Linked DNA regions of Homo sapiens: region 1 is linked to region 2. Evidence: chromatin loops called from intact Hi-C (ENCODE). Cell type or tissue: heart right ventricle. All regions are shown on one strand. Links, peaks and the distances in the headings refer to the core of each region. The heading gives the core; the rest is flanking DNA. Region 1 overlaps TUFT1 (tuftelin 1). Region 2 holds the start of C2CD4D (C2 calcium dependent domain containing 4D).

Evidence for each region. A loop is a pair of places that touch in the nucleus more often than their neighbours do. Peaks named below come from ENCODE experiments on the same cell type or tissue, not always from the same donor. Only the 100,000 strongest peaks of a DNase experiment are listed, where the experiment ranks them.
Region 1: a loop joins it to region 2, with 2.2 times the contacts of the local background. A loop is called at or near these places in 47 of 110 quality-filtered maps.

The regions. Positions count from the first base shown.
Region 1 is chr1:151,576,251-151,591,486 of GRCh38, reverse strand. TUFT1 (tuftelin 1) reads right to left here. Exons shown (of 13, transcript NM_020127.3): 10 at 12,661-12,766; 11 at 11,755-11,838; 12 at 10,445-10,545; 13 at 7,904-9,843. The coding sequence ends at 9,780. Among named protein-coding and RNA genes, the nearest start is that of SNX27, 28 kb to the left of the region's middle. In heart right ventricle, for the core only: no CTCF peak of the experiment used is centred there; no DNase peak of the experiment used is centred there; H3K27ac peaks cover 2,697 bases.
Region 2 is chr1:151,825,386-151,840,621 of GRCh38, reverse strand. It overlaps C2CD4D (C2 calcium dependent domain containing 4D), which reads left to right and starts at 802. Exons shown (of 2, transcript NM_001394591.1): 1 at 802-958; 2 at 1,402-2,804. The coding sequence starts at 1,633. The coding sequence ends at 2,694. C2CD4D-AS1 (C2CD4D and THEM5 antisense RNA 1) reads right to left here and starts at 2,345. Exons shown (of 4, transcript NR_152846.1): 1 at 1,885-2,345. It overlaps RORC (RAR related orphan receptor C), which reads left to right and starts at 8,820. Exons shown (of 11, transcript NM_005060.4): 1 at 8,820-8,897; 2 at 11,164-11,193. The coding sequence starts at 8,858. RefSeq lists enhancers at 396-465, 1,006-1,055, 9,512-10,199, 10,886-11,571, 14,833-15,236 and silencers at 1,859-1,948, 2,019-2,138, 2,149-2,248. In heart right ventricle, for the core only: a CTCF peak has its summit at 4,020 (motif pointing right); a DNase peak (open chromatin) is centred at 3,981; H3K4me3 peaks cover 947 bases; H3K27me3 peaks cover 2,275 bases.

The DNA.
Region 1 (15,236 bases), core at 4,281-9,280, 250 kb after region 2:
GGATGGCTTGATTGAATAAACTTGTTCTAAATCAGTAAGCACGTATTAACCATCTACTTTGTGGCACTATTAGGGCTAGGCACTGTGGAATTAGAGATATCCCTGACCTTTAAAAGCTTGCAGTCTCTCTGGGGAAACAAACACATGCAAAGTCCGAATTATAATGGAAGACAGTACATTATGACATCCTACAACAGGGTAATACAGATGATCTGTGTTGAGCAGAAAGGGAACACAACACAGGCTTGAGAATTCTGGGAGGGCTTCACGAAAGAGAACACAGGTTAAGTCTTGAAGAATGAGGAACTTTCTTTGATGTTATCTTTCATTATTTCCTCTCCTTTTCTCCTACACCAGTTGGTCAGTCACCAAGGCCTATCAGTTCTTTCCCAGTGACTCTCACACCACCAGTCCCTTTCTTTCCAGTCCAGTGGCCATTATCGCAGTTCAGCCCCTCATTGCTTCATGCCTGGAGGTGCCCTAACATCTATTACTTGTTTCCTTGCTGCCAGCCTTTACCTTTTCAATCCATGCTCTTTGCCTCTTTGGGATTAGCCTTCTTATTTTATCATGTCACTCTAGTGATTCATTCATTCCAACTTCTCTTCAACTAATATTTATTGTGCATCTACTATGTGCCAGGGGCCACTCTTCTAGATACTAGGGATTCAGTGTTGAACAAGACAGGCAAGAAAAATCCCTGCCTTGACAGAACTTACATACTAGTTTAAACAAAAACAAACAAAAACCTCTAATGGAGACCTTTCACTTTAAAGATTAGAGTCCAGGCTGGGTGTGGTGGCTCATCCCTGTAATCCCAGCACTTTGGGAGGCCGAGGCAGGCAAATCACTTGAGGTCAAGAGTTCAAGACCAGCCTGGCCAACGTGGTGAAGCCCTGTCTCTAAAATTACAAAAATACAAAAATTAGCCAGGCATGGTGGTGCGCACCTGTAATCCCAGCTACTTGGGAGGCTGAGACAGGAGAATCGTTTGAACCAGGGAGTAGGAGGTTGCAGTGAGCTGAGATTACACCACTGCACTCCAGCCTGGGTGACAAAGCAAGACACCGTCTCAAACATAAAATAAAATAAAGTAAAAATAAGAATAAAGATTAGAGTCCAGACTCTTCCCAGAAGGCCCACTCCATTTGTCTCTCCTTGCCCTCTTGCCACTTTCCCAAAGGTCTCTTCAGCTGGGCTCACCATCCCCCACATATGCCACATTCATTTCCAACTCAAGCTTTCTTCCTGCCGATCTACCTGCCCAAATCCTTCGGAGCCTAGTTCTAGCTCCACAGCCTCTCCACCCTTCTCTCATATTAGCATTTCACATGTTCCATGACTATTCACCTATTTCACATGCTGCTGTTTTTCTCCCATCCATCTGACAAGTGCAAACTTCTGGAAGGCTACAACCCTGTTCTATATTTTCCATCCAGACATCCCCTACGGTACCTGGCTCAATATCATGCAAATAATAGGTTCTTTCTCTTCCTCCTCCTCCTCTTTTTCCACCTAACAATAACAAGTAACATCTGTGAAGCACTTTACAAAAGTGTTTTCAAATACATTATCTTGCATAAGCTATACAATACCCTTGATTCGATTATCAGTAAATATTTAATGGATTAATAGGTCAAAAGAGGAAGGCATTGCTGGTAAAAGAAATAACACCAGCAATTGTACAAAGACAGGAATGATCCCAGTATGTGCAGAAGGCAGTGAGAACACAGCCTAGCTGGAGAGAGAGTAAACACTCTAGAAAATTTAGATAAAAGAATAAAGGTAACAGAAGACAAAAACAAAGGCAAAACCCACCCCGCTAACATGATTAGCATTTAGGTATATTTATTTCTAGGCTTTCCAGAAACATTTTGTTTTGCAAAGCTGTCATAAATGTTCATAAAATTTTGTGTCCTACTTTTTTCATTTAACATTCTAAGCACTGCTCCCTGATGCGACATAGTCTTCATAACAGCCATTTGTAGTGAATGCATAATGTCCCAGAGTGACTGCATCCTCATTTACTTACCCATTTCTCTATTGTTGGACACATGTTGTTTCCCATTTTATATGATTATAATAAGCACTGCAACAAACCTCTTCTGCAGAGAGAAGAAATGAAAAGAAGCTGGGTATTTGGTGAGACCTCAAGCTTCTCTATGCAGGCTCACTTGAGTCTAAAGTGTCTCTGAACTTTTCTGTCACCTCAACCAGAAACACTGGTCCTTTGTTGTTTAAACCAATTGCAGTCACATTTTCTCCAACTTTTAGCCCATGTTATCCTACCTAACACAAGATGTTTGAGGGCAAGAGCAAAGTTGTATTGTTCGCTGCTGTGTCCCTACCTGAATCCTTGGTCAAAGACACGGTGGCCTGTAGAGAGCAGGAGCTTAATAAATATGTGCATTAAAAATAATACGAATTTATTTACTTATTTTTGAGATGGAGTCTCGCTCGGTCACCCAGGCTGGAGTGCAGTGCCACAATCTCAGCTCGCTGCAACCTCTGCCTCCTGGGTTCAAGCGATCCTCCTGCCTCAGCCTCCTGAGTAGCTGGGACTACAGGCACGCACCACCACGTCCAGCTGATTTTTGTATTTTTAGTAGAGACAGGGTTTCATCATGTTGGCCAGGATGGCCTCGAACTCCTGACCTCAGGTGATCCACCCACCTTGGCCTCCCAAAGTGCTGAGATTACAGGCGTGAGCCACCACGCCTGGCCAGAATATGAATTTTTTGATGAACTATTCTTTTCCTGACCACTGATCTAGTAAAATCTTAGTAATTGTATCAATTTGTTTGAGCTGATCAATAAAAATGTTGCCTGTTCACCACATTTGTCACTAATAATTCTTCATTCTTTGGGCCTTTAGTTTAATTCAGAAATTTTACATTTTTATGAACTAAAAATATGTTCCTTCATGACCTTCAATACTAACATTCTAAATGTATTTCCTTTTGGATTTGATATTCAATTTTATTTTCTTGTAGTTTTTCTACAATTTGTAATATTTAATTAATTTATATAGAATTTAGGTATGCTGTTTAGTTTCTTTTTCCCAATTATTATTCTTATTATTTTGAGATGGAGTCTCACTCTGTTGCCCAGGATGGAGTGCAGTGTCACGAACTTGGCTCACTGCCACGTCTGCCTTCTGGGTTGGAGCAATTCTCCTGCCTCAGCCTCCTGAGTAGCTGGAATTACAGGTGTGCACCACCATGCCTGGCTGATTTTTGTATTTTTAGTAGAGACAGGGTTTTGCCATGTTGGCCAGGCTAGTCTTGAACTGACCTCAGGCGATCCACCCTCCTCGGCCTCCCAGGGTGCTGGGATTACAGGCATGAGCCACCGCGCCCAGCCTTTTCCCAAATTTTTAACCAACTGTTCAAATACCTTTTTCCCCGTTAAGTTGCAATGCTGCTTTTATCCTTTTTAAATGCTTATACTGTATAATTGAGTCTATTTCTGCCTAGCTAGTCTCTTAAATTGATGTATAAGCTATATAATGTTTTGCTATTTGCCAAGGCTAATAATCCTCCCAAATTAGCTCTGCCTTCCAAATTTTCTTTACCATTTTCCCATTTATTCTTCCAGATGAAATTTTAAAATAATTATATCCAGTTCTAAAAAGACTCTATTGAATTACAATGTAACTCACTGTAATTACACAAAGCCTAAAAATAAAGAATTGACATCTTTACAATTTTAATTTTCCATCCAGGAAAATTTTTCTTCATTGTTTTCCCATCTTTCTCCACAAAATGTGGTCATTTTCTTCACATAGGTCATTGACATTTCAAATGAAGCTTATGCCTAGGTATTTTCTATCTCTTGTTATATTTTATGTTGTTTTCTAATTGAGATACTGCTGGTGTGTGTAGGAAAACTTGCTACTTGCCAAGACAGCCCACCCTCCTCGAATTGTCAATGGATTCTTTTGTTTCTTGGCTATCTCCCTGCAACCACCCCACACCATCCAGATTCTGCCCTCTGGAGCAAAACTGCTGCTGCTCCTCCCAAGAGACCAACCTTCATCTTTTTGGAAACTGCTATCATCCTCCTTTTGTCCTGGCTAAATAGCCCTGACTGACAGAAAGAACACTGCATTCCAGGAAGATTCAAATGACAGTGGTGGGGAGGGTAGATGTGGGGCAGGTAAGAGGCTAGAGGTAGAGATCAGCAAGGACTGGCTTCAGTGGTCATCTAGGCTTCAAGAGATGAGTTGAGACTGTCAACATGGGAAGGCACACTTCTGAAATATATTCTTTTTTTTTTTTTTTTTTTTTTTTTTAGCAGAGTCTCGCTCTGTCTCCCAGGCTGGAATGCAATGGCGCAATCTCAGCTCACTCCTGGGTTCAAGCGATTGTCCTACTTCAGCCTCCAAAGTAGCTGGGATTACAGGCGTGCGCCATCACACCCAGTTAATTTTTGTATTTTTAGTAGAGATGGGGTTTCGCTGTGTTGGTCAGGCTGGTCTTGAACTCCTGACCTTAGGTGATCTGCCCGCCTTGGCCTCCCAAAGTGCTGGGATTACAGGCATGAGCCACCACGCCCAGCCCCTGAGAGATATTTCAACAGAGGAAACGTGAGGACCTGTTGACAAACTGGATATAAGGGATAAAGGGACAGGGAGCAGTTTGGAAGGAAGTCCATTTTGGACCTCGATCCTGAGATTACAATACAGCCAAGGACAGAGGTCTGTCCTCTAAGCCAGTGTTCTTCAGATTTGTTCCCACAGTAAGAAATATATTGTACATAGCAGGCCAGTTCACACACAAGCACATATGGACAGATATAAAACAGACACAGGGCCGGGCGTCATGGCTCACACCTGTAATCCCAGCGCTTTGGGAGGCCGAGGAGGGCAGCTCACCTGAGGCCAGGAGTTCAAGGCCAGTCTGGCCAACAGGGTGAAACCGTGTTTCTACTAAAAATACAAAAATCAGCCAGGCATTGTGGCACACACCTGTAGTCCTGGCTACTTGGGAGGCTGAGGCAGGAGAATTGGTTGAACCTGGATAGCAGAGGTTGCAGTGAGCCAAGATCATGCCACTGCACTCTAGCCTGGGTGACAGAGTGAGACTCTGTCTCAAAAAAATAAATAAAATAAAAACAAAACATACATAGGAGGATAAAATTCCTGCAGACATATACAAGTTTGGGCCTGGAATCCTAGTGGGAGGAAGGGCTGGGTGTGTAATCAGCACTGAATTGATAGATTAAGTCACGAGTACTCATGACTTCCTTTCCCTCAGCTGTCTGAGGTCCTGTGGTCTAAGACTTGGCGACCAACACCTTTTAGGAAATTAATTATCCTGCTACTATCTACCCTCAATTCTGTGTCTCAGGGGGCTCCAGGAGAAGAGAAATTCCAGCAGAAAGGCCACACACATTTTGTGTTTAAAGTAGGTCTCACTGCTACAGAGCATGCTGTGCTAGAAATTACCTTTAAGAAACATCTTTATCTTCAGCCTGGGTATGGATTTTCCTTGGAGAAAGAGGGAATAGAGAATATTTAGGTCTCCAACTTTGGAGTTTCAAGGCCATCCTGCTTAGAACTTGGACAGGGAAGACAGGAAACAATTTCTCCTTGCAAAGCTAAAGTCTTAAACTGAAATATGAAAAAAGAGGCCAAGGGCCCTAGGCTAACACCTGTTGTTGAGTCATAGCCTGAAGGAGCTCAGGCCCAAGCGCAGTGATGCTTGGCTCTCAGGAATGAGGAAGCCAGGGGATTATTAGAGGCCCTGCAGAAAACAGCAACACACACTAAAAAGCTGGTTAAAGAGGGAAAGCTGCTTGCTTTTCCAACCCAAAGGCTGTTACCCTCCTCAAATTAAGTTGCTTTTCTTTTGTGTGTGTGTGTGTGACGGAGTCTTGCTCTGTCGCCCAGGCTGGAGTGCAGTGGGCGATCTCTGCTCACTGCAACCTACGCCTCTGGGGTTTAAGAGATTCTCCTGCCTCAGCCTTCTGAGTAGATGGGACTACAGGCACCCGACACCACACCTGGCTAATTTTTTTATTTTTTGGTAGAGACGGGGTTTCACTGTGTTGGCCAGGCTGGTCTCAAAACTCCTGGCCTCAAGTGATCCGCCCACCTCAGCCTCCCAAAGTGCTGGGATACCAGGCGTGAGCCACTGCGCCCAGCCTAATTAAGTTGCTTTAACTCCTGCCATGTCAGAGCACCTTTCCTTTCCAAAGTGGAAACACTTCCTAGTGGGACATATCATAGCAAAAGGTACGTTTAAATAGAGATGAAAATGAGCCAATCAATTCTTGGCCTTAGAAATTTAGTTTGAAAAAGGTTCCAATGCACCATTTGGTTGAAATACTGTGTCACTGCCAGGCTTTTTTCTGTGCAGGGGAAAGAACAGACGAAGATGGGGAAGATGGGGCAGTTGTTCGGCAGGCAGGGTGCTGCTGCTTCTTTTCCCGTGCTGGGCTGACGCTCCAGGTTTACAGGACGCTGTTGATGACGGCTGCATGTCTGAGCAGCTCTCAACACCCAGCTCAAAGAAACAGGCCTTCATGGCAGAGGTCCCAGGGAATCAGACTCTATCCTCCCTCCACAAAATATTAAGGCAGCACAGAGGAGTTGGCTTAAAAATGACAAAACATAGGCAATAAACAGGCCACTAAAGCCAAGAGCCTTACTCGCCACACCTTTTCTTTAGGCCCTGAACACCATCTCATTCTCCTCCAGTTCCCCATTCTCCGTCTCTAATTGACAAGATCACCAAGATACAAACTGTATTTCCCTGACTACATTCCCTTTCCAAACCTGTGCCCCCCGCTCCCCTGTGTCATGCCCCTACTCTCTTTGGTTGTGGCATAACTAAACTCTAGGAAATATACACCAGTGGCATGTTTTTGTCCAAGGACTCTCTTAGACCCCTGGTTCGAGTCTCTGGAATGCCTCCAGACTGCTCCATTATCTGCAACCCAAATCTTGGTTCCTCCCACTGAGCACAGGAGGCCCGGCGGGAGCCTCCCTTTCATGTATGGCAGCACACTCACTCCAGTATTCCTCCAGCCCTGTGAGTCTTCTTGGCACCTTGGTCAACCCCGCCCTGCTTCCACCCTGTTAATATTCTAAGAGCAAGTACAGTCTAGATCTAGCCATGCCAAACAAGACTGCCAGAGAAAGAAGAGAGCCACGGGTGTCAGAAGACAAATCCGGGTCTGCAAAGGAAAGAGGTTTCCAATGTGTTTGAAGCCTGTGGTGTGAATTGGCTGAGAAGCAGGAGAAGGGGGAAGAAATCAGAGAAAAATGTACACTCTTTCAATTGAAGAAGAGAAATGGGAGCTAGAAAGGAAACAAGCCAGGGATGAGGGGTTGTTGTGTTTCTGGTTTCTTTGGCCCAGAGAAGATTCATGTAAATTCAGCTATGTCCCCATTTGGCCCTGCAGTCAACTGCCTTCTTGGCAGAAAGGAAAAAAAAAATCATGAGACTAATTGAATGATGCCCAGAGACAGCCAGAAACGAACCCCCTTGAACAGCTGCAGTCAGCATTTCCAGAGTGCTTTTCATTTCTGCAGAAGGCATGCAGTTACTCATCTACCTCCAGTGCTGCTGTTCTATCTCTATGTAATCACAGGACTCTACCTCTATCTCTTCCAAATGAGACACAATGCGGCCAGGCTTAGGGATCCTACAAGGCCATTGCTCCAGAGAGGGTCAAAGCTAAAGTTAGGGGCTGCCTCCTACAATCACGACTCAGAGCACGGAGGTGAGCTTCTTCTAATACCTCTATAAATGCCACAAAGTCCTCATATCATGGCATTTGGGATGTTTGGACCACACCTCCCACATGTGGATAACAGGGTGCCCATCTTCCAAGAAGCACTAAAATGTTCTTCTTTCATCCTCCCTGAAAAGTGAAAGGAAACCAGACCAGGAGGTCAAAGAGACACATTAATATAATTTATTAAATTCGCCATACAAAGAATATGCCACAGACAACAATATCAGAAAGGGAAGAAACATGGATATCACCTGCTCTGACCCCCTCATTTTACAAATGAGGGAACTCCCTGAAATCCCAGAGCATTGTTATGGACAAAGCCAGAATGTGAGCCCAGTCTTGAGACACAGAAACACACAGACTTAAGGATTCTGGCTGCGTGAGCCACATAGAGCCTAAACACTTAATCCACATTTGTTTTGAATTTTTCTGATTCCTATAGTACCATACTCTGATGCCTATCTACTTCTCAAGGTTGTAGGAAGAGCCCTAAAGAAAAACACCATGGGCCGGGCGCAGTAGCTCAAGCCTATAATCCTAGCACTTTGGGAAGCCGAGGTGGGTGGATCACCTGAGGTCAGGAATTCGAGACCAGCCTAGCCAGTATGGTGAAACCCCATCTCTACTAAAAATACAAAAATCAGCCAGGCGTGGTGGCACACCTGTAGTCCCAGCTACTCGGGAGGCTGAGGCAGAAGAATCGCTTAAATCCGGGAGGCAGAGGTTGCAGTGAGCTGAGATCGCGCCACTGCACTCCAGCCTGGGTGACAGAGTGAGACTCTGTCTCAGAAAAAAAAAAAAACAATAAAAAAAGAAAACCATGATGACCTGCAGGGTCATTCAGAGCCAGGATAAAAGACCAATTATGGAGCAAGGGGTTCAGAAGGGCTAGTGAAGAACTCATCTGGGTCCCAGAAGAGTCCTGATTGCCCTCTTTCTCCAAACAACATATACTCTGACCCCAAAGCCTCAGGGAAAGTAGACTCACCTTCCTTAGCTGCAGAGCAAGTTTGAAGGAGAAAGAGAGAAGAAACAGGCAGAGGAAAGGGAGAGAAAGATTCATAATAGTGTCACTCTGACATTAACAAGCCTAATGGGAACAGTTTTCCCGGTTTCAAGCAAATCCAAATACTGCAAGAGAAGGCTATAGAACTTTGGTATTATATCAATCATGAGATGTAAGCAAAACCACCAATAACTTAGCAAAATAAATACAAAGAGGATTTTGCTGGGACTGGTGGAACCCAGTGAAAACAGTTTTCAGGCTCTGGGTCAAGAAGACTGAGGTGTGCCTGGTGGTACACCTTAGGGAAAATCCCTAAAGAGACTCTGGGAGTTTTCACAGCAGAGAGAAGTCACACATGACTGTCTGTAGCCCTAGAGAATTTTTCCGCAAAAGGCTACTCCCTGAATGTACATTCCCTCCTCCCCAGAAAGACAAGGCCACCCAGTCAAAGCTTAGGTTCACTGGCTCTCACCAGGCCTTGCCAGGTAACCCCACTATCTGTCTGCAGGAGGCCAGGGCAGCGTAGGCTGCAGATGGAGCAAGTAGAAAAACAAACAGTTTGTTGCTAAGAACTGAGCTGTGTTTGTGGAAGGAACTTCATTCCCCCAGGACATTCTCCAATCACTCTGGACATCTGTGTCTCCAGCTTTTAGGGCTGAGGCAAATCTTGTCACCTCTCCCAATCTGATGAAGGCCTGGCTTATGGCACAGCCAGAGTCCAGTCTACAACAGAAGGGAGGCTCTCTACAGAGAAAAATAGTCACTGTAGGAATATAGATATTGCCCTGGCTCCTGCTTGCAGGACAATGTCTTCCAAAGGGCTGCAGTGCCTTGAATAGGTGCTCGTGCTCCGTCTGCCCAGCTTAGAGTGGCCAGGGGCTTGGGAATGGTGAGACACAGGAGCCCGAAGTCCTGGGTGCAGCCAGGGGACAGTCAGGAAGTCAAAGGCAGTGTTAACAGCCAACAGGGGCAGTGGGCTTCTCCGAGGCAGAGGCAGCAGCAATGGCAGCAACCATCTCCAGGCAGCTCAGGTTTCCACCACTCGGATGACAGGCATGGGCTTCGGGCTAGGCGGCTTGGATATCCTAATACTGAAAAGAAGGTTGGAAACACTGAGTTGTGCTGGGAACAGCTGTGTTGTGGCCCACCCTTCACAGAGCCCCTGGAATCTTCACATTGGCCTCTGGAATCTTACACTGCAGTGCTGGCTGATCACTTGGGTTCCAAGTGCTTTAAAACAGTAATTATCAGTGACAACTAGGGGAAGATTTGGGGCATGATACATGTGTCTTGTAGCAAGGGTGAAGAAAAGAGAGGGGCAGTTAAACAACTGAGAAGTGGATATAGCTGTGATTCTCGATTTTGTCAAGATCATGGGTCCTTTTCTGAATCTCTTAGAGGCAAAATACCCTCTCCCTAGAAATATGCAAACATTATAACTAAATTTTTCCTACCATTTCAGGTGGTTCATACATCTCTAGAAGCCATTCATGGACCTCCCTGGGCTTGTGTTAACAGGTTCTACTCTAATTGGGCTAGAAAATGGTTCCGGCAAACAGTGGGTCAGACTGAGGGAGGAAAGTTGGATTTAAAGGAGCCTTGTTCTTGCCTTAGCACTAAAGGTTCTACAGAGCTCTGTCCCTCCTTCTCCCCTCCTCCCTGGCCCCATTCTATCTACACACGCTCACTCACCTGCCCGGGTTCTCTGTCTTGGCCCGGGCCTGGGTGCTGAAGTTGCCATGACTGATTTGTTTTTCTATCAGGTGTTCCATCCGGTCATGCATCTCTAAATTCTGTAACACAAGCTTAGGGGTTAGAGTTGGCCTTTTTCTGGCTTCCCGGGTGCCACGTTCAGCTAGTGCATTCTGGTCTCTCTGCCTGTGTTTATGCTGCTGTTGCCTCTACCCCCACCATGCGTGCCACCACCTGGATACCCACTTGCCTCATCTTCATTACCATAGATTGCGCTTATCCTCCAATACCTGCTCCTCCATAACTCTGTACAACACTGACAGACTGATGGTTTCCTATATGTCCTCTACATACAGTTCTTTTTTTTTTTTTTTTTTTTTTGAGATAGGGTCTCACTCTGTTGCCCAGGCTGGAGTGCAGTGGCGTGATTATAGCTCACTGCAGCCTCGACCTCCTGGGTTCAAGTGATCCTCTCCTTTAAGTCTCCCAAGTAACTGGACTACAGATGCATGCCACCACATCTGGTTAATTAAAAAAATTTTTTCTTTTTCAGAGACAAAGTCTCACTATGTTGCCTAGGTCTTGAACTCCTGGCCTCGAGCAATCCTACCGCCTCAACCTCCCTAAGTGCTGGGATTACAGGCATGAGCCACTGCACCTGGCCCCTATATATAATTTTTTGTCCTCAGTTGAGATACTCACTTGCCTTTGTTGATACGCTATTCTATAAAGCATTCTTTGGTCTTTTTAAAAATACACATTTTATCTCTGACTATAGACTGCAAACTCTCTAAAGATAACCCTTTCTCCCATTTTTCTCCCTCACTACAGGGGATCTTCACAGAGCGTTCGCAAAGTGATCTTCAGGTAGTCAACAGACAGGTAGGGCCCTGTGGCAAAGTGGAAATTAGACTAGGAAGGCAACTCGTTACGTAATCTAGCCCTGGAAAAGGCTCCATCTGTATGAATGCCTCCTCCTCCTTCACAGCCCAGCACCACTGCCAGCTCCTTTGCAAAGCCTGGAGGGTCAGAATTAGCCGTGTGCAGCCATGGCATGTGGCTTGCACCATGATGACATGTCCGTTGAAGGTGGGGCCAGGGGGGTGGTCATCTCATCATTGTTAGCAGCTTCCTGAAGGTTCTCAGAAAATGTTTATTCAGCTGAACTGAAAGTCAACCAACCACCCTAGGTATTCACTTCAGAGCAACAGCAAGACATGACAAAGACCCCTCCCATAACCTCTGTCTCCCTTATGTCCACCTTCTCTTCAAGAGTCCTGTTCCCCTGCTGGGCTGCCCAGCACACACACCTCTGCCTCCAGATAGGCGATTTTCTCCTTGAGCTCCTGGATGGTGGCGTCCTTTGACTGGATCACAGCTTTTGAATTCTGGAGCTGCAAAGGTGTGGGAGACACTGGAGCTCATTTTGCAATGACTCATTACACACTCACCAGACTTCACCCCAGCTGCTGGGGAAGGCAGCAGAGCCCTGCAACTCCATATGACTTCATTAGCTTTTCTACAAAGGCCTCCTTTCAGTCAATATTAGACTCTTGATTATCCCAGGGGTGGGAGTGAGGAGTGTGTGAGGGGAATACCACCCTGAGAATCCAAAATAATGAATGACAAAACCCATTCCATATGGCTTTGGAAAATACAAATTATTTTTTCATTCAAGACATATTTATTGAGTACTTACTATATGACTGACTCTGTTCGAGATAATGGAAAACAGCACTAAATAAAACAGACACTAATGGAGCTGACATGAAGCACATACAGCCTCCCAGTTATGGGGCCTTAGGCTCTCAAAACAATTCTGCAAATAGACAAATCCTAAGTATGCTACCCTCAAGCTCAGGTGGGGTAAGGCAGGAAAGCAGCCATGAGGCTCAAAGACTGATAATCTGCACAGATAACAGAGTTTATTATGACTCAACTACTCATTTACCCACACTCTTCACAGAGTATATGACAAATTAACCTTTTCCTTCCTTTCCTATTGGAAAGCAGAGGCCAAATGGCAAACAAACAAACAAAACAGTAGGGGAAAGATGGGAGAAAAGCAAATCCTAATAACCTGAACCTGGTAATTGGTAGCTATAAATGTTTGACATGGGAAATGCATGAATATAAGTCAAGCTCCCTAGGAAACAAATAAGAGCATAGACTTGGGGTGACTCCCCGAGGGCAGGTTACAAACCAGCCCAACTTACCTGCTCTATCATTTGCCGGACTTTCCGCTGCTGGCTCTTGAGCATGTCATCCAAGTGGTGGATCTTCTCCCGCAACCCGGCCACTTCCTTTTCCAGGGTAGCAGCCCTGGGGATAAAGACCAGAAGGCTGAGGCAATGGAACAAGATCACTTATTTACCCAGTCACAGGAAGAGCCTTGAGCTTGGGAGGTTCCCATTAATATGATTCCCTTTGCCTGATTCCCTGGTAGGCTGCTCTGAAGAGTAGGTGGTGGGTACCTTAGAATATCACATTGGAAGCACTGAGGTCAGGAGTTCAAGACCAGCCTGGCCAACATAGTGAAACCCCACCTCTACTAAGAATACTAAAATTAGCCAAGTGTGGTGGCGTGTGCCTGTAGTCCCAGCTACTCAGGAGGCTGAGGCACAAGAATCGCTTGAACCCAGGAGGCAGAGGTGGCAGTGAGCCAAGATGGCGCCACTGCACTCCAGCCTGGGTGACAGAGCAAGACTTTGTCTCACAAAAAAAAAGAATATTACATTGGAAGCATCATCAGGGATCACCTAGTCTAAGAGAGGAAACTGAGGCTCGGAAAGGTTAGAAGGGATAAGTCATTCTGGATAACTCTGGAGGGTAAATCTAGAAGCAACAGGTAGATGGTTCCAGGGAAGCTGTTTTTATATTAACACAGGAAAGACTTTCTTAGTATTAAAGCTGTCAGAAAGTGGCCAGTCTCATGTGTAATGAACTCCTCGTTACTGGAAAGATTCAAGTAGAAGCTAGGATTTCCCTCTCCGACCTTTTCTTTTTTTTTTTTTCCGGAGACAGGGTCTCACTCTGTAGCCCAGGCTGGAGTGCAATAATGCAAACATGGCTCACTGCCAGGTTGACCTCCTGGGCTCAAGCAATCCTCCTACCTCAGTCTCCCATGTAGCTGGGACTACAGGCACATGCCACCACATCTGGCTAACTAAAAAAAAATTTTTTTTGTAGAGACAGTCTCAGCATGTTGGCCAGGCTGATCTCGAACTCTTAAACCCAAGCAATCCTCCTGTCCCGGCCTCCCAAAGTGCTAGGATTACAGGTGTGAGCCGCCATGCCCAGTTGGAGCTGGGATTATTATACTCAACACCATCAAGCTGTTGGCAGGGATTTGGAGGAGAAAGACAGAATTTGAGGCTCCTTAAAGCCTCTTCACACAATTTTGTTTCTAGGTCTCCTGATTCCCAAACCACTGTTGCTTCCTTTGCATCTTCTAAGCAAACTGAGCCAAGATCCCCCAAAGGGCAGTGTAAAATAATAAGAAATATATAATGGGTCTCTGTCCCGGTTCCTGACATACAGCACCTATGTTTTGTTATATTTGGTCACATTCCCTGGTTCCTGAGCCTTTGCATCTCCAAGACTGATGAGTGTCTTTTTGTATGCTAATGATGACTGGTGGCTGGGGTCCCTAGATAGCTTCAGGATGGGGCTAGTGAAAAGACCAAGGCATGATTAAAGGGTTGAAACTTTCAGCCCCACAACTCCCCCTAGCCTCTGGGAAAGGGACAGGGGATAGGAGCTAGAGACTAAACTAATCACCAGTGGCCAATAATTTAATCAATCATGCCAATGTAATGAACCGCCACAAGAACCCTAAACAAAGGGGTTCAGAGCTTCCAGCTTGGTTAATGCATCCACCTGCTGACCTTGCCCTATGTACCTCATCTGTTTGTTCATTTGAATCCTTTATATTATCCTTTATCATAAGCCAGTAATAAGTGAAATGTTGGCCAGGGGCAGTGGCTCATGAATATAATCCCAGCACTTTAGGAAGGCGAGGTGGGAGGATTGCTTGAGCCCAGGAGTTCGAGACCAGCCTGGGCAACATGGCAAGACCCTGTGTCAATGAAAAACTTTTTAAATTAAAAAAATAAGTAGTCCAGGCGCGGTGGCTCATGCCTGTAATCCCAGCACTTTGGGAGGTCAAGGCGGGCAGATTGCTTGAGGTCAGGATTTCAAGACCAACCTGGCCGACATGGTGAAACCCCATCTCTACTAAAAATACACAAAATTAGCCGGGTGTGGTGGCACACGCCTGTAGTCCTAGCTACCTCCTGGGAGGCTGAGGCTGAACCCAGGAGGCGGAGGTTGCAGTGAGCCGAGATTGCACCACTGCACTCCAGCCTGGGCGACAGAGTGAGACTCCGTCTCGAAAAATAAATAAATAAATACGGAAAATGTTTACCTGAGTTCTATGACAGCAAACCCATTACAGCAAGTTAACAAACCTGAAAAGAGGATATGGGAACCCCCAATTTATAGCCAAGTTGGACAGAAGTGTAGGTACCCTAGACCCCACTACTTGTGACTGGCATCTGAAGCAGGGGCAGTCTTGCAGGACTGGCCCTTAATCTGTGGTTCTGCACTAACTCTGGGTCGTCTCAGAATTGAATTAAAGTGTAGGGTGCCCAGCTGGTATCAATTGAGAATTGGAGAAGTGCTTGGTATGGAAAACCCACATATTTGGTGTAAGAAGTGTTAGGAGTAGAGGAACAGTCTTCTTCTAGTCAGGCTACTTGGGAGAGTATCCTGGGGTTTGGGCCCCTGAAGA
Region 2 (15,236 bases), core at 1,793-6,792:
AGTCCAGAAATCCTGAGTCTGGCCACTTTTCCTTTAGCCACAATAATTCAGAGAACTATTAGCCAGAATAATGCAGACAACTGATCACTGCAAGTCACTCTGCCTTGGAGCTATTGGAATGGCTCCAGAACAGGGCACTGGGGGCCAAGGCAGGATTTCAACCAGGAGGGTTTTACAGAAGATGGACTTCACCTGTGAGGGCTGGGGTTGGAACCGAGCACCAAAGAAGTGGCCACTGTCCACTGATGGCCGTCTCCCTCTTCTCTGTAGCCCTCCCCCACCCCTAAGCAGCCCAGCTTCAGCAGAGGAGGCCTGGGCACAGGAATGGATTGTTGCTAGAAACCTGGCTTCAGCTGGAGGAAGTCAGAAGACCGGGCTGATGGCCGCGCAGACAGAGCTGTGTTTATCCAGGAAAAGAGGTAGGACGTAGGCAGCGGAGGCCCCTGCCAGCTCCTCCCATAAGGACTGCGCTGGGGGAGCAAGCTGCAGAGAAAGCTGCTCCCCTCTGGCTCTGAAAGTTTCAGGGCCTGAGGCCAGAACCCAAAAGCGACCCACAGGTGAGGCCAGCACTCCGGGCGCGCGACGGAGAGGGTCGCTAGCTCGGATCCCAGGGCAGAGGGTCGGAACACGGTGCTCTTGGTGGCTCCGCGCAGGGGTGAGGCGAGCGCGTGGTGGCGGAGCCTTCCGGAGACCGCTCTGAGGGTGGCGGAGAATCAATGCTGCCTTTGTGCTCGGTGGTTTCCGAGGGAGAAAAGGAGTGGAGAGTAGGAGGGGCGACCCAACGGCCCGGCCCCGCCCTGCAGACGCGGGATGCGGTAGGGCTGGGAGGCGCGGGAGCTGGACGGTCAGGGCTACTGGGGGTGGGATTCTGTGTCCCCGGGAGGTGCGTCTCCTTGGACCAGCCCAGGGTGTCCTGAGGTCAGCAGCCAGGTGTGTCCCCTGGCTGCCAGGAGCAGAAGTGAGTCCTCTTCTGGCTTGGAGCGACTCGAGGAGGGGAAGGAGGAGCCAGAGGAGGCAGGTGGGGCTAGGACTGAGGGATGGCTCAGGCCAGAGAAGCTTGAGCCGGGGCAGCCTGGCAAAGGGAGGAAGTCCCAAGGGGCGCCAGACTGGATCCCAGAGGAAAACCCAAGTCTTCGAAATGGGCGGGGGAGGAGGGCGTGAGCCCGCCTAGGGCGCAGTGTCCCAGGGGGGTTGGGATCTGAGTCCTTTTGCTATAATGCGGTTATTATCCTATTTGTCCTAATAGTACCCTAGGGTTCTGGTGGATACTATATGGGCCCTCTAACTGTAAGGTGAATGGGGCATCTTTAGTACCAGTGGGAGAATCTGTGTACTTGGTGACGGAGGCCCGTATATGAAAATGTGACTGACTGGCCCTTTGCTCCCTCCATTTCTCCCCAGCCCCCCAGACTGCGCCGCCCTTTCTTTTTCTGCTCAAATAGGGGTCCGCGCTCCCAGTGGGTCCGGAGACCGGGGCGCGGTGGCTGACCGCCCGGTGTACGCCAGCATCACTCACCTCTGACTCCTCTGCGCTCCTCGCCCAGCCCCGCTCCGCCGAGCACTCCCATCTGAGACGGGATTTGGACCCTCTCGGCCCTGCGGAATTCGGAATTCCATTACCCCACCCACCGCATGTGGCTCTTGGAAAAAGCTGGCTATAAGGTGGGGGCCGCGGAGCCTGCGGCCCGTTGGGCGCCTTCCGGCCTGTTCTCCAAGCGTCGCGCCCCGGGCCCGCCCACAAGCGCCTGCCCCAACGTCCTCACCCCGGATCGCATCCCGCAGTTCTTCATCCCGCCTCGGCTCCCGGACCCGGGCGGCGCAGTGCCCGCGGCCCGGCGGCACGTGGCGGGGCGCGGCCTCCCCGCGACCTGCTCGCTGCCTCACCTGGCGGGCCGCGAAGGCTGGGCCTTCCTGCCCGAGAGCCCGCACACGCGCCGGCGGGAATCCCTGTTCCACGGGCCGCCACCTGCCCCGGCCGGGGGACTCCCCGCGGCGCAGTCCCGGCTGCACGTCTCCGCCCCGGACCTGCGCCTCTGCCGGGCCCCCGACAGCGACACGGCCTCGTCGCCGGACTCGTCGCCCTTCGGCTCCCCGCGGCCAGGCCTGGGCCGGCGCCGGGTGTCCAGGCCTCACTCTCTGTCCCCAGAAAAAGCGAGCTCGGCCGATACCAGCCCGCACTCGCCGCGCCGCGCCGGGCCGCCCACGCCGCCGCTCTTCCACCTGGACTTCCTGTGCTGCCAGCTGCGGCCCACGCGCGAGAGCGTGCTGCGCCTGGGGCCCCGCGGCGGGCAGCTGCGGCTCTCCACCGAATATCAGGCCGGGCCCGGGCGGCTGCGGCTGCGCCTAGTGAGCGCCGAGGGCCTGCCCCGGCCGCGGTCCCGCCCCGGGAGCGGCGGCGGCGGCTGCTGTGTGGTGCTGAGGCTGCGGCCCCGCGTCCGGCCGCGGGAGCAGCAGAGCCGCGTGGTCAAGTGCAGCGCCAACCCCATCTTCAACGAGGATTTCTTTTTCGACGGGCTCGGCCCCCCGGACCTGGCCGCCCGCAGCCTGAGAGCCAAGGTGCTAGACAGGGGCGCGGGACTTCGCAGGGATGTGCTGCTGGGGGAGTGCGAGACGCCCCTCATTGCGCTGCTGCCCCCGCTGGGTGGGGGACTAGGTCCCGGGTCATCCCTGGCGCCCACCCATCTCAGCCTGTAGCCTGAGCCCCTGGCTTCCTCAGGACGTCTCCACTGTGTCTGCAGTCCACATTCTTTCCACCCTGCCCGGCTTGTATTTATTTTTGCTAATAAAATGTCCCCTTGTCCTTAGCCAGATATTTCCCCTTACTGGCACCTTACACGCTCGGGCATAGAGCCTACCGATCTTCCCTCTATCCCGGCCATACGCGGGGGGAAGATGCTCATTCAGACGGTCTGAGTAGAGCAGACCTTAAGCAGTGGTTCTCAAGCTTGAAGGAGCATCAGAATAACCAGACATCAGAAATCCTGGAAGAGCTTTTTAAATATGCAGGGTCCTGGGCTCCATCCCTATGAGATGCTCCTTCAGTAGATCTGGGCCAAGTAGGTCCTAAGGTCCCCGGCCAACAAGGCCCCCGAACAATCAGGGAGCCCTGCAATCACTGAGTCACTCTGACAGAAACCAACACAAGCCACCTTCCACTTGAGGCTGCACAGAGGAAATTAACACTCCCTTCCTGTGCCCCTCTAAAACCCACATCTGTCCTGAAGACAGATGAAATTTCTGGCTCTTGAGAGTGAGTCAGGGGATGTCAGATGAACACAGAGTGCCCTTTAGTCTTCCTTCTTCCCTCTTGCCTCTTCCACACCTGTGCGTCCCTTGAGGGGTGGGGCAAGTCTGGAGCCAAGAACCAGAGAGGTGCTTGGGTACCAAATGAATGAGATATAATGTCCCAGGGATTGAAAGGGGGGAGGTGGGGTACTACCAAAGTGTGAGAACTGTTCTCAGGAATGCCAGAAGAGCCTCCTCCAGCCAGAAGGAGGTGGGGGTGGGGGGAGGTGGATAATTGTAGGTCACATTGTGTTTACCTCTACCTGAATGTCCCTGACGTCAGCAGTGACCTTCTTCTCTCTCCCTCCACCTTCCCAGGAGCCGGTTCCTCTGGACTCAGGCCAGGCTTGGAGGAGGGAGGGAGGAAGTGAGGTAGGCACTAGGCTAACCCAACTTCTTTCTCCCTCTCCCTTGGGCCCTTTCTCATTTTTCATGGTGCCAGCTGTGGCCTGCACCAGGGCTAAGCTTGCGGGATCTGACAAAACCTCAAAAGCCTCAGCACCTGGACACGTTAAATTCCAACACACACACACACACACACACACACACACACACACAGAGACACACACACAGAGACACACACACACACACACACACACACACACACACACACACGGCTTCATTCAGACAGCTCTCCAGTTCCTTCTCCCTTCCCTGATTGGGTCCGCACCACCCAGCCCTAGGCCAGAGAACTCTTGCTCCAGGTGTCCACCAGGTGGTGGCATTGACCAAACAATCCTAAGTGCTAACTACTACACATGGATTATAACCACATGAGGAACTGTTCCAACAATTAGTCAAGCCATTTATTCCTCCCAGCACCTTCTATTAGGGTGTAAATACTATTATTATCCAATGGGATCTTGGGCCTCGCATAGCTAGTAAAGGGAAGAACTAGGACTCACATAGCTAGTAAAGGGAAGAATTCAGGGAGTCTGGCTCCAGAGTGTGGACTCTTAATCACTTCAAGATAATACCCCCCACTGCCAGCTGCTGCCTCCCAATCAAGTCACTCTAAAAGGGGCCTCCTTCCCTAAGATGGTAGCTCTGCAAAGGTTTCGTACCCTGCCAGTTTAAAATCCCATGTTTGAATTCTGGGAAGTCTACCTATAGATTTAGGTCTACCCCTAGTACTGGATTTCTATTTCAGCCCCCAAATTCTCCCATAACAACCCTTGGTGAGAAACTGGATTTGATGCCCATTTGAAAGTATCTGGAAAGAAAGTTAGAGGCCGTAGAACCTTCATTCATGCATTCCTTCAACAAATACTTCGGGAAGGTCCATCAGGTGGCAGGCATTGGATACAGCAGTGATTAAACAGACATGGGGATCAGAAAAGTGATAAAATAAGCCATTAAAATGTAAAGAATGCTACTTGGTGATATGTTACAGAGAAAAATAAAGCAAGAAAGGGAATAGAAAAGAGGGGTCAGATAAAGAGAAGGGAAGATTATAGGGACAGAAAGAGGGAGGGAGGAGAGGAAACTTTTTTTTTTTAACCATAGTACTTTGGACCAGGTCCTGAACTTTATCTGTGTTATCTCAGTTGATCATCACAACCACTCAGTAGAGTAGATATTAGTATTCCTCTTTTTTGGGGTGGGGGGACGGAGTCTCACTCTGTTGCCCAGGCTGGAGTGCGGTGGTGCGATCTCGTCTCACTGCAATCTCCACCTCCCAGGTTCAAGTGATTCTCCTGCCTCAGCCTCCCGAGTAGCTGCCACTACAGGCGCGTGCCACCACACCCGCTGGTTTTTTGTATTTTTAGTAGAGACGGGGTTTCACCGTGTTAGCCAGGATGGTCTCGATCTCCTGATTTGGTCTCATGATCTCGGTCTCGGTCTCATGATCCACCCACCTCGGCCTCCCAAAGTGCTGGGATTACAGGCGTAAGCCACCGCGTCACAACCACTCAGGAGAGTAGGTATTATTATTCCCACTTTACAAAGAAAGAAATGGATCAGATAGATAGGTTAAGTAAGCTTGCCTGGGGAACAGCCCTGGCTGGAGGGAAAGGTTCTGACCTGACTCCACCCAGACACCCCCACTGCCACCCCAACTGCTTAGGGGAAGCTGTGAGGAAATCCAAGGCCACTCCTCCCAGGAGCAGTTCACTCAGCATTCACAGCCCTGAGGCTCTGTGATGGGGGCCCTAGCATTGCTGGAGGAACATCCTGGGTAGCTAAAGTACAGAAACATGGGAGTGAGGAGGTCCTAAGAAACCCTCCAGTGTGCAGATTGCTCTGGCCCCAAAGCACTTCTATAAACACTAGTCAGAGGCCAGGTGTGGTGGCTCATGACTGTAATCCTAACACTTTGATAAGTGGATAAATGTGGGAGGCTGAGGCGGGCAGATTACCTGAGCTCAGGAGTTTGAGACCAGCCTGGGCAACATGGTGAAACCCCATCTCTACAAAAAATGCAAAAATTAGTTGCATGTGGTGGCATGCACTTGTAGTCCCAACTACTTGGGGGGCTGAAGCAGGAGGACCTCTTGAACCCAGGAGGTCAAGCCTGCAGTAAGCTGAGATCACGCCACTGCACTCCAGCCTGGGTGACAAAGTGAGACCTTGTCTCAAAAACAAAACAAAACAAAAAAATCCACTAGTTAGGACAGGTATTATTGCCCCATTTTTACTGATGTGGTAGCTGAGGGCTGAGATTTCCCTCAGGGCCTACAGCTAGTAAATGGCAGACCACATTCTTATAAGTGATTCTGCCCCAGCATTTAAACCCTTCTTGCCACCTCCAAGCCTGTGTGACTATAAATGTTAATTGGTAGAGGAGAGGTACAAGCAGGGTCACTGTGGAAAGTTCAAGGCCAGGAGCTAGGGTCAAACTCCCACTGTTCCTCCACCCACAGTGGCCTTTGTGACAAGAAGGGGGAGGGGTGGGGACTGTGAGATCTGGAGGCTACCGAAGGTTACAGAGCCTGGGCTGTCCTTTTTCAACGGTTGAGGCACAACCCATCCCTGAGTCACTCCAGTGGGTTGAGGCGTCCCCAGGCATGGAACCCCCTAGAACCCAAAGAAAAGTGGTCCCTAATCACTGGATCAGGCATCCCAAGGAGAGGGCCCTCCAAGGATGGGGCTGGGGAAGTGTGTGCCACCGCAGACTACCCAGGCTCCACATATTTTCCACCTTGACCCCCAGGCCCTCCCTGAAAGGGCAGATTTGTGCTGAGCTTTAAGTGGTTTCTGTGGTTTAGGGTTGGGGAAGGAAGGAAAGAGATGCTGGGGACTGCTCCCCAGTTCCAAGCCACCACCACCACCTCCCATCCCTTCCAGAGTGTTTGCCCCCAGCATGGAGATTTCCCCAATAAGGGGACTGGGCACGTGGGGATGAAATGATTCTCTGATCCCTATCAGCCCCTTCCTTATATAAGATTGTATTTGAAGAGGAAATAACCACCGCCCTGCTTTGAAAGGACGATTCTTCCAGATAAGGGGCTGTGATTGCAGCAAGAGGGAGAAAGTTTAGACAAGAGGGGGAACTTCCCATAAGGATAACCAAGGGATCTTCTTGCCCTGGGGAGAAAAAAAACTCAAACTATCCATGCTTAGGGCAGGGGAGAGGTAGAGAATGCCTAGGAAGCATGTGACACTCCTAGGCCTAGAGGTCAGGATACTGTCTTCTAAATCTCCAGTCACTTCCTCCCCACCCTACATAGTAGCACAAAGTGGCACAACTGGGGAGTCAGCTGTGCCTGCAGTGTCTGGGGATGCTCTGTGTCCATCCGCAAGCATTCTACGTGACCTCCACTCTGTGCCTGCAATTGGTGGGTTGTAGAAGAGGTAGTCACGAAGGGCCCCTGGGAGACCCAGAGTCAAGAGGAAGAGAGGCCTAAAAAGGAGAAAAGATAGAGAGGGGACAGCTGGAGAAGAGCCACAGACAGGCAGGAGCCAGCAAAGAGAGACAGAGAGATGGGGGATAACTGAGGAGTTCTGGGGAGGAGGGGAGCAGAACGGCATCTCCCCTGCACTCCCACGCCCGGCATGTTGCTGGCTCCTCCTGTCAGCTGGAGGGTGCTGGGGGGGCGGGGGGGAAGGGAGCTGCAAAGCACTTTACCTCTCACTCCAAACCTGCCCAAGGTGCAGAGCCCCCAAACAGACCAACATCCTGTTCTGTGCAGAGATGCATACATGGATGCGTGGGCCCACATTTACCAAAAGAACACGGGGGATAATCAGAGCCTCAGAGGCATAGGCACATACCCTTAGACTCAGTGCAGAAGGTCCCCAAAACTTCCCCTCCTCTTTCTCACTACTCATCCACTGTCAATGACCCTAGGAGTTGAAAAGTCCTTCTCCACTTCTACCTTTATCTCTCAATCTGCAGCCATGGGGAGACTCTGGGAGCTACCTAAGAACAGAGGTGCTGATGGTAGCAGAGTGTGAAGCTCCAGGGTTGGGCAGGAGTGGAGGATGGCGAGACGAGACGGCAGAAGAGGGAAGGGACAGCTGCTTGCCCTCTCCATGCCAGGTGCCACGTGCACCAGGTGGGGGGGAGTGGGCGAGTCACGAGGCTGTGGCATGGCTGACTCCTGCTCTGCTGTTTACCAGCTGGGAACGAGAGCAGGAGGAGGTGCCAGGGAGCCTCTTGCTGCAGCCTGGCCCCTGGCCAGTTGCTTGTTGGGTAACCAGGAGAGTCAGGCCCAGCTAATCAAACTCTGGGCCCAGGCCATGCAGGAGAAAAGCAGCACCAGGATCCCCAGAAGCCTCGTCCTCTTGGCCCCCTTCAGAGCCTTCACTGCAGGCCTCAGTGTGGGCCACTAGGTCTGGGAGCCTCTCCTTCTCCCAATGAGTCCAGTGCAGCATCTCTCCTCTCCTCTTCCCCACCATGGCTTCTCTGCCTCCAGGCACTCCTCCAGGCCTGCCCCTTGCCCCAACAGATGAGGAGCACGTAGAAGCATCAGGGGGTCAGGGAGTCCTGGCAAGAGCAGCAAGGGTTAGGGGCAGGGGCCGAGCAGGCAGAGGCCTCAGGGAACTGAACAGTCACTGGGAGGAGTCTGACTGCATCCTAGAGAAGAGACACAGTCCCCCAAACCTGCCCTCTCCATCTCCCCTATGCCTGTCACCTGTCTTAGGTAGAAATCACAGGATTCTAAAGTCACAAAGACTTGGGTCCAAATCATAGCTCACCCATTTATTGTTCTTGTGTGAGTCCTTGGGCAAAATCATTAATATCTCTGAGAATCCCTCCACTCACTGATCAATCTGGAATAATAATGTTTCCCTGTGGTGGGTGCTGTGAATATTTACACAAAGTAAAAGCATGGATTTACATAAAGTGTCCTGCAAAGGGCCCAGCACACAGTAAGTGATTAATAAATGCTAGTTCCCTTCCTTTCTCCTGTCCTGTTTCTCCTCAAGGCTCCATGCACTGGTCCACTGGTCTCTCCTCATGTCCCCTCCTGGTGCCAGGACACTCTGCCAGCCACTCCTTTTCCCTGCCTGCTGGAGGGCCAGGTGCTCCCGCCTTCCACCCTCCGCCCTCCTCCCTCCCCTGGGCCCTGCTCCCTGCCCTCCTGGGCAGCCAGGGCAGCCAGGACGGCACCAAGGGAGCTGCCCCATGGACAGGGCCCCACAGAGACAGCACCGAGCCTCACGGGGTAAGAGGCCCATGGCCCTGCCTGCAGGTGGAAGAGACTGCTGGAGGTTCAGAGGAGGGCAGAAATGGCAAGAGACTGGGCAAGAAGTGAGGAGGGGAGGGAGGGACAAGAGTGCAGAGGAGAAAGCCCTGGGTTGGCAGGGAGTGAAACTGGAGGAGAAACAGGAGGAGGGGCTGGGGAGATGACAGAGGAGAAGAAATCGCAAAAGGAGAGAAACAGGAAAGAAAGGGAGAAGCGGGAGAAGGAAGAAACAGGTTGGAGGGTAGATGGGGAGGGAAGAGCCAAGTCAGGGGAGCCAGATCTAGACCCAGCGAGGGGTCAGAATGTGGACAGGCCCTCCCAGGTGTGGGCTTACCCCCCAGGAGGCACAGGGACACTGCTTCCTTGATCTGGCCAGGACCCCAGACAGCAGTGGCCGGGAGGCTGGCTGCTCCACCTTCTGTTCATTCACCAGTGGAGAAACCTGTCCTTTAAGGAGTGACAGACTTGGGGAGTGTGGCAGGGGGAACCACACCCTGTCAGCTGCCCATGACCACGTAGCCTGGTCCTTTCCTCGCCACTCACCCAGGGATGTGGGATTTCATCTCTGCAGAGAATGTGGGGCACTGGGCCATCAGCAGGGAAGGACAGAATGTCAGGCCGTCCTTGGCCCCACCCATGGTCCAAGTCAGGAACCCCCTCAGAGCAGGATCGCAGGGCCACAGGCTTGGTCAGCTGTGAGCATGGAGGAGGAAAGTTTGAGGGCCAGAGCCACCAAGCTCCAGGGCCACCTGGTGGAGGAAGAACTGGCTGCCTGGGTGAGCAAGGGGAGCACCCCCACCACAGGACTGCTCTGAGGTGCAAGGCTAGAGGCCAGGAGCCGGTGCCACGTCAGGGAGGAAGCTGGGTGGGGCCAGGCAGGAGCAAGGGGAGGTGGGCGGGGCTGGGTGGGGCCTTGCCACCTCGGGGCAGTCTTTTCTCCTCCCTCACCCCAGCAGAGCCCAGGCCATCAGGCCACTCGCCTCCACACAGCCTAGTGACCACGGCCTGCCAGTGGGGAGCATCTCCCGGGCAGAAGGGCACTGTGTGTGTGTGTGTGTGTGTGTGTGTGTGTGTGTGTGTGTATGTCAGGTGTCAAGACTGAACAGCAGAAGGAAAAAAATAACAGAATAGAGTCAGAGGTTAGGGAAGCTATAGGGGGTATAGGGCATGGTTGAAGGGCTTTCTGAGACAAAAGACTGGCCATGTGTTCTGTGATGAGCTGCTATGTGGATGTAGGAAATGGGCCAAGGTCTGGCAGGGGAATCCTCTTTCCAGGGGCTCCCTGGCTAGGTGTTTCATAGATGTTAACTGCATGAATGGGTGACACCCCCCCACCCACCAACCATGCTCCAGCTAAGGCCCTCCCCTCAACGGCTGCTCCCCCTGGAGGTCCGAGTATCCATGTGACCCCCATCGACCCACTCATGCTCCCTACTGCCCAATCTCCACCCAGACCCGGCCACGCAGCAGCAGCAGAGAAGGGAGGCCTTCCTCTTCAGGCTGGTAGGCCAGGGAAGCCTGGCCCGTGGAAGCCAGAGAGGGGTCTGTATTTGCAACTCTCCCCTCCTCTTCCTCCAAACATCCTCTCCCCCTACTCCCAACCCCCACATCTCTGAAGCCCTGGTGTTTTCAGGCATAGATAAGCAACCAAGAGATTTCAGTCCCACAGAGATTTAACTCTGGCTGTAGGATATTTCTTGTGCACCTCCAATGAAATTACAAAGTAAATAAGACCAACACAGTCCCTGCCTTCACAGGGCTTTACAATTTGGCAGGAAAGACCCATTTCATAGACAATGACACAATTACAGCAGTTAGGTGACAGTTGGTGACATGGTGAGTGCCAGGAAATAAAATGCAAGGAGCTAAATGTGTCAGCACAAGGGCAGGGGAAGGGGGTGTGTGTGGCTTCTCCAAGGAAGAAACATAATCAGAGACCTGAGGGAGAAAGAGAAGTTGGCTAGATTAAGGGGTACAGGAGGGACAGGCATTCTAGGCAAAGGAGCAGCTTGGGGGAGTCCCAGAGGCAGTGAGGAGCCTGACACTTCTGGGTACCTGGAAGAGGGCCAGTGTGGCCCAAGGGCAGAGGAGGAGAGAGGGGCACTGCAGGGGGTGGCCTGCCTGCCCTTCAGACGCCAGGCTCTGAGGGAAGGAGTGCGGCAGTGGGATCCTAGGAGTGGGGAAAGTGTCTCAGCCCCTCATGATCTTCAACCTTTGACGTCAACCCCCTCTCTTGTCTTTACAGAGCTGCTGGCTGCAAAGAAGACCCACACCTGTGAGTAGGGGGTCCGGGGCAAGAAAATGGCTGGGGCATAATGAGATGGAGAATAATTCAGCAAGTGATCTGTGGGGGGACTGAGGTTGGACAGAGGTGGAGGAGTCAGGAAGAGATGGCAGGCAACAGGAAAGCAAGGGGAGGTGCGAGGAAACCACAGATCAGGGCAGTGGGAGGAGATGAGGAAGAAGCCTGAAGCATGAAAGGAAACACTGTAAAGAAACCAGGAGAGAACAAAGGAAAAGGGAACCGCCTTGTGAAAAAAGGCGAGGAGAAATGCTGGACAGAGGCAGGGAGATGGGAGGGGGTGGGGCCGACTGCCAGGCCGGGGAAGGAAGGAGATAGAGGTAGGGGGGTGTGCGGAGGCGGGGTGGCCTCAGGAACTCAGGAACTCAGCGCTGCTGCCAAGGGAGACAGGGAGCCTGCACCAGGCTTTTTTTTTTTTTTTTTGAGACAGAGTCTCACACTGTCGCCTGGGCGGGAGTACGATGGCACAATCTCGGCTCACTGCAACCTCCACCTCCCAGGTTCAAGCGATTCTCCTGCCTCAGCCTCTCGAGTAGCTGGGACTACAGGCACCCACCACCACGCCTGGCTAATTTTTGTATTTTTAGTAGAGACGGGGTTTCACCATGTTGGTCAGGCTGGTCTCAGACTCTTGACCTTGTGATCCACCCCTCTCGGCCTCCCAAAGTGCTGAGATTACAGGCATGGGCCACTGTGCCCAGCCTGCACCAAGCTCTGTGGTCCTGAGCCAGGTTTGGTGTTCATCTCTGTGGTTAACACATCCTGAGGTGTGAACAAGCCTGGAGCCAGCCTGTGCAGGACTAGAGAGCAGGAGAGCTTTATCTCTGTAGGAAACAGAATGGACAGGGGCACTCTGTGTCCTGGGGCCCTGAAAGCCAGACTACAGCAGGTAAGAAGGGCACTAGAGCTCAGAGAGGACTTCCCAGTGGACGCTAGTGAATAAGAATCCTCTCTAGGGACCACTCAGCACATCAGCTCTCCTCTCCTAGTTTGTGGCAAAGGCTAGTCCCCCAGAGAATGCACACAGTCCCAAAGCTATGCCCATCAGGGCCATGCGTGCCCTTCTGTGAGCATGGGTCCCTGAATCGAGAGGATCCCTCCAGGGTAGGAGTGGCCACACCATTTCTCCATAGCCGTCCCTTGACTGCCTTGCCAGTTCCTCCTGAGAGCTCACTGCCATCTCGCCCAATGCCAAAATTGTCTAGAGCCTCCCTGTTCCAAGTAGAGACATCTCAGAGAGCAAAGCATTGCCCTTCTCCATGAGCTGGGCAGCCCAGGGCTGAGGGCCATCCAGGATGCTACCTCCTCCTGGGTGGGGGTTGCTTTGCTCAGCATAATCCTGATCAGTGTCTCGCCTGCCCCTAGCCACAGGGCCCCACGGAAATGCTGAGCAGGGCCCCGGGAGGAAAGCGGGTCAGGGAGTGACGCGGGTGAGCTGGGGGAGGGGGGTCACGGACCTTATGTGGGTGGGGGGAGTAGGGGGACTTTCGGAGCAGCAGGAACTGGGAGAGGTCAAACCCTATTCCTACCCTTAACCCCTGACCTCAGAAACCTCAGCCAGGACTATACCTCCTTATCCCTTTCCCATCCCACCAGTCCTCGTGTCCCCACCCCAAGAGTGTTGTCCTGAGGATCCAGGCTGACAGCCTCTCCCCCACTCCACGGCCCAGCTCCTGAAGCCCCAGGAAGGCCCAGGAAGGCAAGGAAAGGCCTGTGCCTGGATGAGAGGGTCTGGAGTCCCAGCAAGATCAGACACCTCTCAGGAGTTTGCCCCACAGAATCCAGGAGACATTAAGGCCTCCCCCAGGCCGAGAGACTCTGAAAATTGGCTCCTGAATTGAGACAACCCCAAGATGGGGGTCCAAGATGGGGAACCCGGGGGAACTCCCCAGACCAAGAGGGAGCCTGAATACTGAGGGGCCCTGAAGAGGGACTCTCAAAGCCAATGTACCCCACAAAGCACCTAAGAGGCTGAGAAGGTCTCTGGAATTGTTTGGCCCCTGAGAAGGACCCCCCTCCCCCAGGCCAAAAAACACTCCAGAGAGACTCACATACCGAGGGACCTCCCAGGCTGAGACACCCTCAAAAGCAGACTTGAACCAGAGAAACCCTCCCATCCTTCAAGTGGGATCCGAAGCCAGTCTGCCTGGGCTTGAATCCTGACTCTGCCACTTACTAGCTGTGTAACCTTGGGCAAGTTACTTAACCTCTCTGTGTCTCACTTTCCTCCTCGAAATGAGGATAATGGTAGCTACTTCATAAAGTTTTTTTATTTTTTCTTTTTGAGACAGAGTCTTACTCAGTTGCTCAGGCTGTAGTGCAGTGGCATTATCTCAGCTCACTGCAAACTCCGCCTCCCGGGTTCAAGCGATTCTCCTGCCTCAGCCCCCTGAGTAGCTGGGACTACAGGTGCTCGCCACCATGCCTGGCTAATTTTTGTATTTTTAGTAGAGATGGGGTTTCACCATGTTGGCCAGGCCGGTCTCGAACTCCTAACCTCAGGTGATCCACCCACCTTGGGCTCCCAAAGTGCTGGGATTACAGGCGTGAGCCACTGCCCCCGGCCCACATAAAGTATTTTGTGAGGATTAGATTATCCACATAAAACATCGAGAACCATTTCTGACACATAATAGTAAGCACTATTATTATGATTATGAGTATGATGATGGTGATGATGATCATTATCTACACTCCAATTTCAGCAGTTTGGCTCCTAAGGAAATTTCTGGTTTCCTTCTGTGGATTGTGGGTATTTGCCTGGTGATTATTACTGCTTCTATCATTTCCATGTATTCCCTAGCGCAAGATATATGTGGTGTCTGCAGGGAGGAGCGTGGGCATGGGAGTGGTGGGACAGCCCCCCAGGCTGCACCACACTGGGTATGGCTGTTGGCAGTCCACAGGGTGTCAGGTGGCACATGCCACCACCCCAGGCAGACATCCTGTGACTTACCTCTGAAAACATCCCTGTCCCTGAAGTCACCTGGCAAAGAGGGTCAGGCTTGGAAGGTCCTCGGGGGTAGGAGGAGTAGAAATTTGGCTTCAGGCTCGTGTGAGCTCCATTCTGGCTCCCCAGCCAGAACTACCCTGGCGGGTGGAAACAGCTTTTACCGCGTGTGGCTGTCGCATGTGGTTTTGGAATTTTCCAACGCCCCCTACGATTGGCTGCCCCTCCCCTCACACCCTGCCCCAGGCCCAGATTGGCCACGTGGGGCGCCTGTCATCCTACTCACTGCACCCCTTGGGGGTGGGGTGGGGGGTTGTCACTTGGCCACCTGTGTGGTGCAGAGCTTAAACCCCCCAGTCCAGAAGCACTGGGGGAGAGAGCTAGGTGCAGAGCTTCAGGCTGAGGCGCTGCTGAGAGGGCCTCGCCCCGCCTCTGCCGCCAGCTGCACCCCACTCCTGGACCACCCCCTGCTGAGAAGGACAGGGAGCCAAGGCCGGCAGAGCCAAGGCTCAGTCATGAGAAGTAAGTGAATGGGGCCACCTGGGGGCGGGGGAGCCTGGACCCTGTCGTCACCCCTCTGGAAAGGAGGATGTCTTGGGAACAGTGTGAGCAAATCTGAGCAAAGCAGGGTGCGTCCTGGTCAAGGTCAAGATCTGTTGGGAGATGGGTGGAGCAGCTGGGGAGTCCTGCTGGCCAGGCGGCTCCCTGACAGCAGCAATGGTAAGAGGACTGTTGAGGAATTCCTGAGTTCCAAAAAGAACCTCCAAAAGTATCTGAGGTATCCAGGCCCTTAATTTTACAAAAAGACTGAGAGCCAAGGAGGCCGCGTACTTGGCCCAATGTTACACAGCTGGTATCTGATGGGGGCTGGTAATTACTAGGGGCCCTGAACGCACTCTCCTGTTACAGTGTTTCCCTTGTTACGGTGTTTCCCTCTGTGCCTCCAGCCTGCTTGTGAGTAAAAGGAGGCCAGAGCAGTTGCTGTGCTCTGAAGCAACAGGACAGCGAGAGTCAACTGAGGTTGGCAGGCAGCAGGGCACAGAATCCCCGCGTCCAGGCCTCAAAG